Regions from separate parts of the Homo sapiens genome. Here region 2 is linked to region 1. Evidence: chromatin contacts called from ENCODE Hi-C or POLR2A ChIA-PET data. All regions are on one chromosome and are shown on one strand. The core of a region is the stretch at or near the end of the contact, and the rest is flanking DNA. Distances in the headings are between cores, read along the strand shown. Region 1 has its middle 76 kb from the start of PRR16. Region 2 has its middle 330 kb from the start of PRR16.

Region 1 (6,139 bases), core at 1,802-4,301:
CTTAGGTGGGGAGACTGACTAGCAGAGGCTTAGAAAAGAGATGGAGAATAGCTATATGGAAAAGAAAAGCAGCCCAACGGGCTAAAGAAGTGTTCTAATGCTGAGGAGTGAATAACTTGACTGTGGCTAGATTTCCTATGCTTAGTTAAAAAGATGTATGTGCCTACAGGTTTTGAGATTTTGTGTCAGAGTATAGGGAAGTCATGAGATATATACCATATATCTTTCTGGAGTAACAATTTTACTCACATTTAATAAAAACATTAATTGACATCAACACAAAGAGCACTATTGAGTGTAGGTTGTAAGATTCAAATGAAGCTCAGCTGAAAGACCTAAGCTGACAACATAGATGTAAGCTTTGTTAACATCCTATTGGTAACTGAAGGCCTGACAATGAGTGTGATTATCAAAGACAGTGTTCAGAGTAAGAAAAACAGAGTTTTGGAGCAGACAGAGAAGGAGCTGCACATGAAGGAGCTTGAGAGAAAGTAGTGGGAAAAGTAGCAGGTACCCTAAGACAGAGGTGTGATGGAAGCCAGGATTTCAAAGAAGAAATTGTCATGCTTGTCAAATACTGTAGAGAGTTCAAATGAGATACACATTCAAAGTGTATTCTTTAAATTTAATACTTAATAAGTGATTGGCAACACTTGACAGAAGATTTTTCAGGAAAGTTGTGTGTTGGGAAGCTCAAATAAGGTTAGAATTTTAGAGTGATGAGGAGGGTTTCTTCCCTATCCCCAGAAAGTGGCTCATCTGTAGGTCACAGCTTCCCTTTGATGAAATCCTCTGGCTCCCTACAAGTGAGATTGGAGTTCCTTCTCAACTAGTTTGGAAACCTGTATACCTCCTACGTGCTGTTCAAAGCAATGAAGTGACCTCAAACTACTGGGGTTGGCAGGGGAAAATTTGAAGGAATTATCCTGACGTGAAGAAACGAGCATGTGGAACAAGAGTACTACCCATGCAAGGGTGAAGATCTTACTTGAGGGGTGGATACCCCATGTACCATGATGTGCTTATTTCACATTGTATGCCTGCTTCAAAACATCTCATGTACACCATAAATATATATACCTACTATGTACCCACAAACATTAAAAATAAACAAACAAACACAAAACCAAATTCGCCATTGGGTGATGAGTCTGTCTTTAAGAAAAAATGGAAAAATATTTTCCCAAGAATGGTAGAATGGTTGTTAGAGTCTTGGGTAAAGAAAAATTACTTTGTTAGGAGGGAGGAAGGAAGCTCTTATCAAAAATAAAATAAAATAAACAGGCAAAATACAGTAAAACTATGATACTCATAAGCGTTAGTAACTGTGATTTGAGACTTGCAGATCTTCACCTTTTTCAGTCCTTTACTACCTGCTGTGATCTGAATGTTTGCATCACCCCAAAATTCATATGTTGAAATCCTAACCCCCAAGGTGATGGTATTTAACAAGTTGGGCCTTTGGGAAGTTATTAGTTCTGCAGCACAGCCCTCATCAATGAAGTTGTGCCTTTATAAAAGAGGCCCAAGAGAGATCCCTCCCTCCTTCCATCACATGAAGAGACAGTGAGGAGGTGCTGGTCTATGAACCTGAAAGTGAGTCTTTACAAGATCTGCACTACATTGATCTTGGACATCCCGGCTTCTGGATCTGTGAGAAATAAATTTCTGTTGTTTATAAGCCACCCAGTCTAAGGGGTTTTATGATAGCATCTGAACAGACAATGACACTTCCTAAGGTGATTTTCAAAACTAGGTATTTTCTTATACATTTTAAAAGTTAGAATGTAAAATTTGTATCATATATTTCAATAGCTAAAAAGGATATTATTTCCATTTTAAATACAACTGTTATTTTTTAAAAGACAGCCAAAAGGATTATAAATATAATAGTAATTATGTGATTAACCTATCATTCAGTATATGAACAAATTATTTTTAATATTAAAAAGGCTCATTATTTTTTCTCAATGAAATTATATTTTCATCCAATTTGCCATAGAAATGTTTATCCTAGTATATATTTATGCTTGAATGTTTCTATTAAACACCCTATCATACTTCTTTAAAATATGAATACATAATTAAATATAAAATTACATTATGTTTCTAAAAATAGGCTTCAAGTATCTAAAATGTCTTCTGAAATTAGTTATTGCAATTTTTTTTTTTTTTGAGATGGAGCCTCGCTCCTGTTGCCCAGGCTGGAGTGCAGTGGCACAATCTCAGCTCACTGCAACCTCCACCTCCCGTGTTCAAGAAATTCTCCTGCCTCAGCCTCCTGAATAGTGGGATTACAGGAATGCGCCACTGCACCCGGCTAATTTTGTATATTTAGTAGAGATGGGATTTCACCGTGTTGGTCAGGCTGATCTCGAACTCAGGTGATCTGCCCACCTTGACCTCCCAAAGTGCTGGGATTACAGGCATGAGCCACTATGCCCGGCTATTGCAAAATTTTTAACCAATTTCTCAGAGCAACAGTAGAAATCATTATAAATGAAAATTCAAAAACATAAAAAGTAATAATTTTATTGGAAAGAGATCTATCCATGAGATAACTGGGAAGGAAAGTTATGGTCCCTTGATTAAAGGAGTTTTCCTTTAGCATCTGGAAGTTTTGCATCTCTGGGCAGTGAAACAAAATTTAGGATGAGGAGAGGTACCAAAAAAATAGTGATTGTCAAAGGACAGCCAGGAAAGGAGAAGAGGCATGCAAAAAAGACTGGGGGACACTGAAAAAAGTGGTGCCAGTGCTGGCCAGAGAAGACTGTTACAGAGCACAGCAGAGGCTTTCACATGGCAGGCATAGGAGCAGATGTAGGAAGAAAGGTGTGCATACATATAAAATGTTGTTGCTGACATTAGAGCTAGTGCATCCAACACTAGTAAAAGAAAAAAAAAATTTTACAAACTGACAGAAATAAAGACATTGAGCAAAGTATGAATCATATCCTGTTCTTGTAGAATTTTGTGGTTAATTTGGTTATGGGAATCAGCCACTAGAAGTTTGTATAAATGTCTTTTGACTGAGCTGTGCAGAACCAAAAAGGACAAACAGTTTCAAATAGAGGAAATTGCTTCATCTTTAGAGTGAAACTCTGGCATTTACTTAAATTTGTGTTCCAGCTGTCAAATTCAACAGAAGGCAAAGGTTAGCTGTTTTTAGGATCTAATAAATACTTGAGAAATACACTCACCATAGAGCCTGCCCACTGGTAAAATATTCCACACACATCTGCTTAATGAATAAGTGAACTAATTAATGAATGAATGGTCAGCATCCCCACCAAAGAGGCAGAAGAATCCTGAAACCCTTTATACTGCATATAGGAACAAAGACCTGAGACTTTGACATCTGTGAAAACCTGCTGCTACTGTGATAATTTTAGGAAACGTATCAATTGAACTTCTGAAAGTGATTTTAAAATGTTTATTTTAATTGTATTTTTCTAGCTCTTCCACTTTGTCATCACAAATACTCTTAGTCTAAGGTACTTATGAATTATTTCCCCAGCAAAAACACCAATTCTAATTTAAAGCCTCAAGGCTTTATTTTGAAAGGAAAAGCTAAGCTAGAGAACTGAGATTTAAATTGATTTGAGTGAATATTCAATTAATGTGAAAACATCTATGAATAATAGAGATAAAAAGAATTGGGAATTAAATAGAACTATATCTCTTCAGATTTATTTATTTTAGGTTATGTAAATTAAGGTTATCTGAGAAACAAATGCCAAGATGGGATTAGACATGAAAAACATTTACTGGGAAAACATCTGCTAAGGATAAAGGCAAGAGAGTTGGAGAAGGTGAAAAGAACCTCCAAACCAAGATGCAGATCTAAGCCTGTAGAAGTAGAAGGGGAAGGAAAGATGATGGGGTAGGGAGGATTTCACACTGCAGATCAGTTCTGAGCCAGTTGGGTCAGGCCAGTTGGGGAAGGAGGCCTTACACTCATACCTGTTGTAAACTGAATGTTTGTATCTCCCCAAAACTTGTATGTTAAAGCCTAATCCCCAAGAGGGGTCTTTGGGAGGTGATTAGGTTATGAGGGCAGGGCACTCAAAAATGGTATTAGTGACTTTATAAGAGTCTGAAGAGATCAGAATTCTTCCCTTCCACCATGTGAGGACACAGGTAGAAGATGCCAAATATGAATCAGAAAGTGAGCCCTCCACAGACACTAATCTTCATATTTTTCCATTCTTTACTCTTTGCTGCAGTCTGAATGTTTGTGCCCCAAACAAAATTCATATGTTGAAATTCTATCCCCCAAAGTGATGTTATTAAGAGGTGGGGCCTTTGGGAGGTGATTCAGTCTTGGGGCAGAGACCTTGTGAATGGGATTCTTAACCTTATAAAAGGGATCCAGAAAGAACCCTCCCTCCTTCCATCACATGAGCATACAGTGAGGAGGTGCCATTCTATGAACCTAAAAGTGGGTCTTTACAAGATCTGCAGCACCTTCATCTTGAACTTCTCAGCTTTCAGAACTGTGAGAAATATATTTTTGTTCTTTGTAAGCTACCCAGTTTATGGAATTCTGCTACAGCAGCCCAAATAAACTGAGCCATACCTCCATCATGATGGCTCATTGAGTGTGGTCACTCACTGAGTAGGCCTCAGCAGTACCTGCCAGATGATCCAGTGAGGCAGCAGCATGGAGCACCTCTCAGTTCTGCCTGCAGTTGGAGATAAGAGCCACAGATTTTCACAGATGTAGCAAAACTGGGATAGACATGTTTTTGATATTTTAATGTTTCTTATTCTAATTTCTAACATTTCAAAACAGAACATAATGGTGATTATGAAAAAAATAACAACTTATAATCATAGCCGGGCGCGGTGGCTCACGCCTGTAATCCCAGCACTTTGGGAGGCCAAGGCGGGTGGATCACCTGAGGTCGGGAGTTCGAGACCAGCCTGACCAACATGGAGAAACACCATCTCTACTAAAAATACAAAATTAGCGAGGCGTGGTGGCACATGCCTATAATCCCAGCTACTAGGGAGGCTGAGGCAGGAGAATCACTTGAACCTGGGAGGCGGGGGTTGCGGTGAGCCGAGATCATGCCATTGCACTCCAGCCTGGGCAACAAGAGTGAAACTCCGTCTCAAAAATAATAATAATAATAATAATATCATAGTTCATTAGATTTACTTATAAGCACATGTAAACACATATGAGTAAATGTCACACAGATACAAAGGCACACAGATCAATCTTAGTAATCTGAAGATCTACACTTTAAAGTCTTGGTTATATATTATGACTAAATATTTGAAATATATAGAAGAAACTACTGAGCCCTTTTAAAAAAAATTAACCAAGAAAGGCCAAGAACAAAGATAATGTCTGATGGGCTCTGGAGGTCAGTTTCTCTGCAGAAACAATGACAAACTTTAACCCTGGACAACCAGTGTTTTGAAAATAGGCACTTCTGTTCAATGAATTACATGTGTGTGTTTTTCCCTAAGCCAATATGAGCTACAGTTTTCCTCTGTCATTACTCACATTTCTTGCTTTCTTTTTTGATACTTGGTTTCTAGGGAATTAAACAAATAAAAATATCAAAATTGTTGAGAAGAATTCCATAAAAAAAGAATTGTTTATAGAATATAAAATGGCATTGTGCATTAATAATAGGTACAATGATCTGATTTAAAAAATCAAAAATTAGTCCATAAACGATATAAATAAGGTTGACATTTCAGTTTGATATAGAAAGAATGGATTTAAAAAAATAATCATTTCTTTATAAAGGAAATGTTTGTGCCTCATCTTTATGCTAAAATGAAATTCTGTTACCCAAGTTTAAGTTTTAAAAAGTTGTATGGAAGTGGTACATGCACATGATAAAATATAAAGTAATTCTGGATTATAATAAAAAGCAACAGTTTTTAGCCATATTTTTCCCACTCCTCACAGAGACTTACTTTTATATTTTCCTATTTTAATTCTCCTGCTGATTAACTTCATAACTACAATTTACTTACATCCCTATTTCTTGATTTATTAGCCTTGATATCATATCTGTAAATAACCACAATGAAACATGCAGATTTGGCTCCAGGTTGAGTCATCCTCATTTCAAAAGTCATCATCCACTTTCCATTTAACAAAAAATTTGTTGAA
Region 2 (6,305 bases), core at 620-3,119, 250 kb after region 1:
ACTTACGATGAGAGAGAGAGAGAAATATGAAAGTTTGCTGGTATAAAGTCAGAAATATTAGAGAACAAGTTTTATTCTCTTTACTCATTGCTATACCCAAAACTAAGGGGGGAAAAAAACAGCTTTCCAAACACATGGACATATCAAGATACTGTCAGGAGTTCATTCGAAGTCCTGTTAGTTAAAAAAAGGGATCCTGGGTATTTATAAAGTATAGTAAAAAAGGGTATAAGGGAAAATCTACAGGGACACTTCATTTCTGTTCCAGCCATCTTCATTCAGGGGAAAATGTGACAAGTGATAGAAAAGAGTGGAGGGTATTGTGCTTGATTAATTCATTAATTTTCAGTGTAACGGTAATGAAATCAAAATGTCAGCTCCTCCCTTATTGAATCAGTTTATGTTTCTAAGAGAAATTCCCCTTTTGTGGCCACAGACAGTTTGTTTTGGTCATAATCTTCCATAAAAATATCCTTTGATGTTGTGCATGTCCTAATCGGCAAGAGTACTAATAGATTACACAAGGTCACAATAGATTAAACATTGTTCCTTAAGAACAACTCAAACAGACAGACAGGATTTTGCTAAGAATTCATTTGCAGAGCAAAGCAGACACATCTCAGATTTATCTATGGGTAGGAAACATTGTCCAAAAAAATGTTCAAGGTGGTCTCAGAATCTGAGTCCCATGTATATGCAGTAAAAAATTTTCAGAGCAACTAGTGTAAGTCTGTTGAAATAGTTTTGTGACACTTCCCAGAGGGCTTCTGCTGCTTTCTACACGAGAATAGCCTGGGTATATTCACTTGCCCAATTATATTTATATGATACATGGCGCTAGAAGTTGGGAATACAACAGTAAAGGGAACAGACAAATTTCATTCTCTACTGGAACTCACAAAAAATGTAAGACATGAAAAATCCTATAAAGGAAATGAAATAATGTCATAATGAGTGTTGTATGTTTGAAGAGGAAGTTGAATTGTTTAGCCAAAGAAGGTGTGACATTTGAACTGCAACCTGAACAATGAATGAAAAAGTGTCAGCCATGAGAACCCAAAGGACATTTCAAGTAGAGGAAAGAGCAAGTGCATCATTGCCATGTGACTTTACCTCTCAGGACCGCATTTCTTAGTCTATGAGGAAAGATGACAATGCTTGTCTTGTGGGTTATCATAAAGACTTACAGAAAATCAGCCTAGCACACACCATAATGAGGGCTCCACACCCCCTTGTCATGACCATTATCTGAGTTGCCATCTCCTTCCCTCTGATGAGAAACCCCTCCCTCCCTAACACTCACTCCAAGAGTCAGTGTTGCATATCTTACTAACAGTTGGGGGTGGGGGATGATATGGATACTTTTTAAAGACAAGCAAAATTTTCAGAGAAAAACTATTACAGAAATAAGGTATGCATTCCACATATGTTATAAAGGAGGTGTTTCATATTTTTAAATAAAAGAAAAGAGGGTAACTGAGCCTACAAATTTGAGGTAACTACCCTGAGCAGGAGTCCTCTAAAGGAGCATATGAACAGCCTCAGATAGAAAGGACAGGCCTTGCCTCCAGAATGTCATCTGCCTCAAGACAAATCCCAATTTGTTTCCAGCTCAGTTCCTCCCCAAATGATCACCACACAACCTTATTAGGTAAAAAAGACCACCTCTCATATGTGTTTCCTTCCCAATAAAACTGCATCTTTTTTTTCTATGTGGGAGCTCCCCATACCTTTTTAAGTGACATGCTACAAAGTGACAAGATCGAGAAGAATCAAGGAAGAAGGCCAATCCACAGGATCCTTCTAGAGAAAGTGAAGGGCCATTTCCTTCCAAGCTTTCTTCCTTCCTAGTTCTCCTCTTAGGCTGCCACAGACAGTCTGGACTACACTGAAACTGTTGAGATCTAAATAGGCAACTTCATAACCAACACAATGCTGGGTTCTGACCCGGCAGGTAAGCAAGATAAAATATAAAAATGGGGAAAAGGAACAGGTAAGGATGCCAGGTATTAGCATTTAGAATGCCTTTAATAAAGAACCTGAACAATCTAGTAGGATCCAATAAAAACTGTAGACTAACTATTAAGTAAATTGCCAAAAGATACATCTTCCCCTAGAAAAAGTAAGTGTGCTGCAAGCATGATTATGTAGACCTTGAAAGAACAGCTGGAACTAAGTACATTAAAATAACACTGAACAAAATATGGGTTTTGGAAGTACTAAATGAAAAACTGTTTTCATTTTGATTTAATCTGTATTTTTAAAATAGTATATTAACAAAGATGACAAAAAGGTTTGAAGTTTTTTCTTCAGTAGGATATATACAAACTCCTATAAAAGAACCAAAAATACATGATATTCTTATAAAATCTTAGCTAATTACTGTCGGTTTGAAAGATATGTTTATTTAATTCCAGTTGGACTTCTGGTTTACTCACTTGGTGATTTCCAGGAAAAGACAACTTACGACATTAACAAGGGACAGGCCTCTGTTTCCCAAGAACTGTTGAGCAATATCAGTGACTCATTTTGGGGAATAAACAAAAAGACTAAGAAAAAGAAAAGCTATTTCACAACTATAAATACACACTACAGTTACAGAGCTTTTTCCCATAGAAGCCTATACAGAAAATTGTAAAAAAAAAAAGAAAATGGTTGTGCAGAAAATAAACATAGAGGAAAGCAGTAAAAGAGAGTCAAGTAATTTTAAAATTAAAAACACTTTGCTTTCAAAGAAAGTAAAGAGTATATAAGAATTATTGCTTTGTTGTTGCTTTGTGCTTTTCCTTTTAACCACCTGGCCTTTTTTCCGAGTGTCAAAAAATGGCCAGTAGTATCACTTACCACACTGATTTAGCCTAAGTACTATTACTTGAAACACTCAATTCTTAGCAGTAACAGAATGATCTTTTTATATTTCATTAGGTTTGCATCTGCATCAAAAATTATTCCAGGTGCAGTGGTTAACACATATAATCCCAGCACTTTGGAAGGCCAAGGCAGGAGGATCACTTGAGGGCAAGAGATACAGATCAGCCCTGGCAATACAGTGAGACTCCAACTTTCCAAAAAAAAAAAAAAATATATAGCTTCTGGTGGTGGCACACACCTGTAATCCCAGCTGTGTAGGAGGCTGAGGTGGGAGGATTCCTTGAGCCCAGGAGGTCGAGGTTGCAGGAAGCCATGATCATGCCACTGCACTCCAGCCTGGGTGACACAGAGAGAGACACTGCCATTAAAAAAATGAAATTATACACTTACTGTAGTCTTCTAGTACAATGTACTATATTTGAACTGAGTGGTTCAAAGATATTTTCCTGACACAATGATAAATTTTAGGCAAAAAATATTATTTTGAAATTTTATGTTTTTAATTTTGAAATAACAGCAAACCTACAAAAAAATTACAAGTATAGTTCAAGTGACTTCCATATTCTCTTTACACAGAGTGCCCAATTATTAATGTTTTACCACATTTGTTTCATTACCCTCTCATTCTTTCTTTCTATATACATAGTCCTTTTTCTAACAGAATGCCCTATCACCTCTAAATACTCCAGTGTGTAGTCTAAAAGCAAGGACACCCCTATACTATATCAACATATATCCTTCCCCTTTAGTAAATTAGCATAACACTACTATCCAGCTCACTACTATCCACTCAAACTTTGCCAAGTTCCCTAACAATATCATTTTGACCTTTTTGGTCCAGTAAACCATCCAAGAATATACACTGCATATAGCTGTCATGTCTCATCAGACTCCTTCAAGCTTGTTAGCCCTCTCCTACTTCTCCTGTCCTTGGACAGTCTTAAAGAGTATAGGCCCTGCATGCTCTCATAGACCCTCATACATATGACCCTCAACATATGTCTGTCTGATGTTTCCACATGACCAGACTCAGCCCACGCATTCTTGGCATTGCATCAGGAGGCACACTATGACAATGGTGGTCATAGTGTGACCATAGTCATAGTGTGACCACCACACAACTCTGAGTATATGGTAAAGCTGGTAACTGCCACGTTTTCTCTTTAGAAACCCAGGAGGGGATTTTACCAATTGGAGAAAGGATAGGCAGAAGAACAATGAGTGAAAACAAGCATACTCTAAGACTGAGCCTGGGAGAGACTGAAGCAGCAAAGACCCTGAGTCCACTCCCATGTAGCACCTAGGGAGACAGAAGGCAGGAGATCTGTGATGCACAGATTTGAAGTGATCAGATGTGATGTCTCTGACTTCTAGCACGATGTTTTAGGAAAACAGAGAGTTGTATGCTAAGCATCTGAATTCTTGGTCACCACATATTCTAAGGCACCAAGTATATGAAAGAAAAAAATAAGTGTATGAAATCAAGGCTTCTTTAAGCTTGGTCTTTGAGTGTCCTGTTAGTTACTAGCATAAATAAGAGAGAACAGAATAAAGGGCCTGCTTGGTGCGTTAAAGCTATGTAAGGAGGCCGTAACAATGACTAAAATTGAATTTTCTAGCAGACAGGTGGGATGGATGTCCAAAGCATACTGAATTTGATTTAAAAGAAATATGACATTTCTACTAACCTGCTTCATTCTCAACCAATCAGATAAAGGGATTAGAAATGGCAAGCTACAATTACAGTCTAATTAATAATTCTCATTATGAATTGACAGTAATATCACTTATATGTACATGTATAGTTCTTTGAATGTTCTTGGCAGACATGCATAATATATTAATGCACATTTTTTATGTCTCTTGATTAATATCCCAGAATATACTAGACATGCTTTAAAAATCAGGAACAGAAACAAAAAGTACAGAGGAAATTGATAACATAGTTTTTTTAAAGGAGATTCAAATATTCTAGTCTCAAATCTCAGGTTATGGTATAATGAAATTTCTATACATATTGTATGAATATTTATGCATAGGTATTGAAATAGTTGACCTCTAAAGTCCTTGACCATTCTAAGAGTCTATGATTCCTTTTTTATTTTGGGTCCAGAAACTGAGTAGAAAAACAATTCATCTAGTTTGGAATCTATTTCAAGGAAAAGAAACCAGTGTCTAAGAAATACATTAATGCAGGTGATAAAAATAGAAGAAAATTATAAAGTAGTCAGTTGTAAATGTGTAGCTACATGACTGACAATGAGAGATGCTTTAACCTCTAATTTATTTAAAGCAGAAATGGTTACTATGATCCAGCTACAATTTAATTGCAATATTGCTACATGGCCTTGCACTCATTATTATCATTCAGCTATAATTTCTCTCACTCCTGGTTGCAGACACAGTTGGTCTCCCACCCACATCCCTTTGACTGTACCATTTCAACTCAAGCTGGTCTGACTTCTAAATACCAGCTTCTGCATCTCTTTATCCAACATCACCCTGCTATGATCTAAGTCTTTCTTATGTATAAAGGGCATCTGGGAAATCTCTATGTACACTGTCTTGGTTTACATTCACCCAAAACCAAATCCTGAGACAGGATCTGAATGAATTTTGTTTTTGTTTTTGTTTGGGTGGTGAGTGATCCCAGGAAGCATGGTGAGGGAGGATAATGAAACAGAAAAGGAAGAACATATAATACAGGATATATAAAACATTAGTGAGCAGTTAGTTGATGGACAACTGTGGCCAATCCTTTTGGGAATCATTCAAGTGACTATGTACTTAAACAAAGCTCAGAATTGCCTCTTAAGAGGTTAGATACCTACAGTATTCATCTACAAACTCCTGTCCTTCATTTTTTGAAGGTCACTTTGTAAGTTAATTCATCAGCATTTCTGGCCACCTTCCTGTGCTGGAAAAACAATCTGGCCAAAGAACCCAGGCTGACAGACTCAGTTTCTTGAGATAGGAAGCACATGCAGTTAGTTTATAGGGCAACAGTCCACTAGAGCCATTGGTGATCTCTCGTATGGACAAAGGATACTTGACTAAGCATCATTCTCAGCAAACTAACACCAGAATGGAAAACCAAACACCGCATGTTCTCACTCATAAGTGGGAGTTGAACAATGAGAACACATGGAGACAGGGAGGGGAACATCACACAACAGGGTCTGTCGGGGTGTGGGGGGGCTAGGGAAGGGATAGCATTAGGAGAAATACCTAAGGTAGATGACGGGTTGATGGGTGCAACAAACCATCACGGCATGTGTATACCTATGGAAGAAACCTGCGCGTTCTGCACACGTACCCCAGAACTTAAAGTATAATTTAAAAAGAAAAAAATGAGAGTATCTGCTAAGAATATATTACTTCTAATATTAAATTTTAAGATGTATTTATTATGTACCTTACTAATCACAATTTAT

The links. Hi-C counts contacts between places; a loop is a spot of excess contacts on that map. ChIA-PET counts read pairs that join two places held with the same protein, here RNA polymerase II (POLR2A). Pooled maps may share reads with other maps.
Region 2: a map of cardiac septum shows a loop between it and region 1 (3-fold over the local background). The contact joins two enhancer-like sites. A Hi-C loop is called at or near these places in 1 of 168 maps with a recorded cell type or tissue (cardiac septum) and 4 of 50 pooled maps. POLR2A ChIA-PET finds 5 or more read pairs at or near these places in 1 of 52 experiments (AG04450).

The regions. Positions count from the first base shown.
Region 1 is chr5:120,385,368-120,391,506 of GRCh38, reverse strand. No RefSeq gene overlaps it. Among named protein-coding and RNA genes, the nearest start is that of PRR16, 76 kb to the left of the region's middle. Within about 2 kb of position 3,051, at least 3 of the 41 ENCODE cell types and tissues checked have a DNase peak (open chromatin) inside an H3K27ac peak, as active enhancers do.
Region 2 is chr5:120,135,440-120,141,744 of GRCh38, reverse strand. No RefSeq gene overlaps it. Among named protein-coding and RNA genes, the nearest start is that of PRR16, 330 kb to the left of the region's middle. Within about 2 kb of position 1,869, at least 2 of the 41 ENCODE cell types and tissues checked have a DNase peak (open chromatin) inside an H3K27ac peak, as active enhancers do.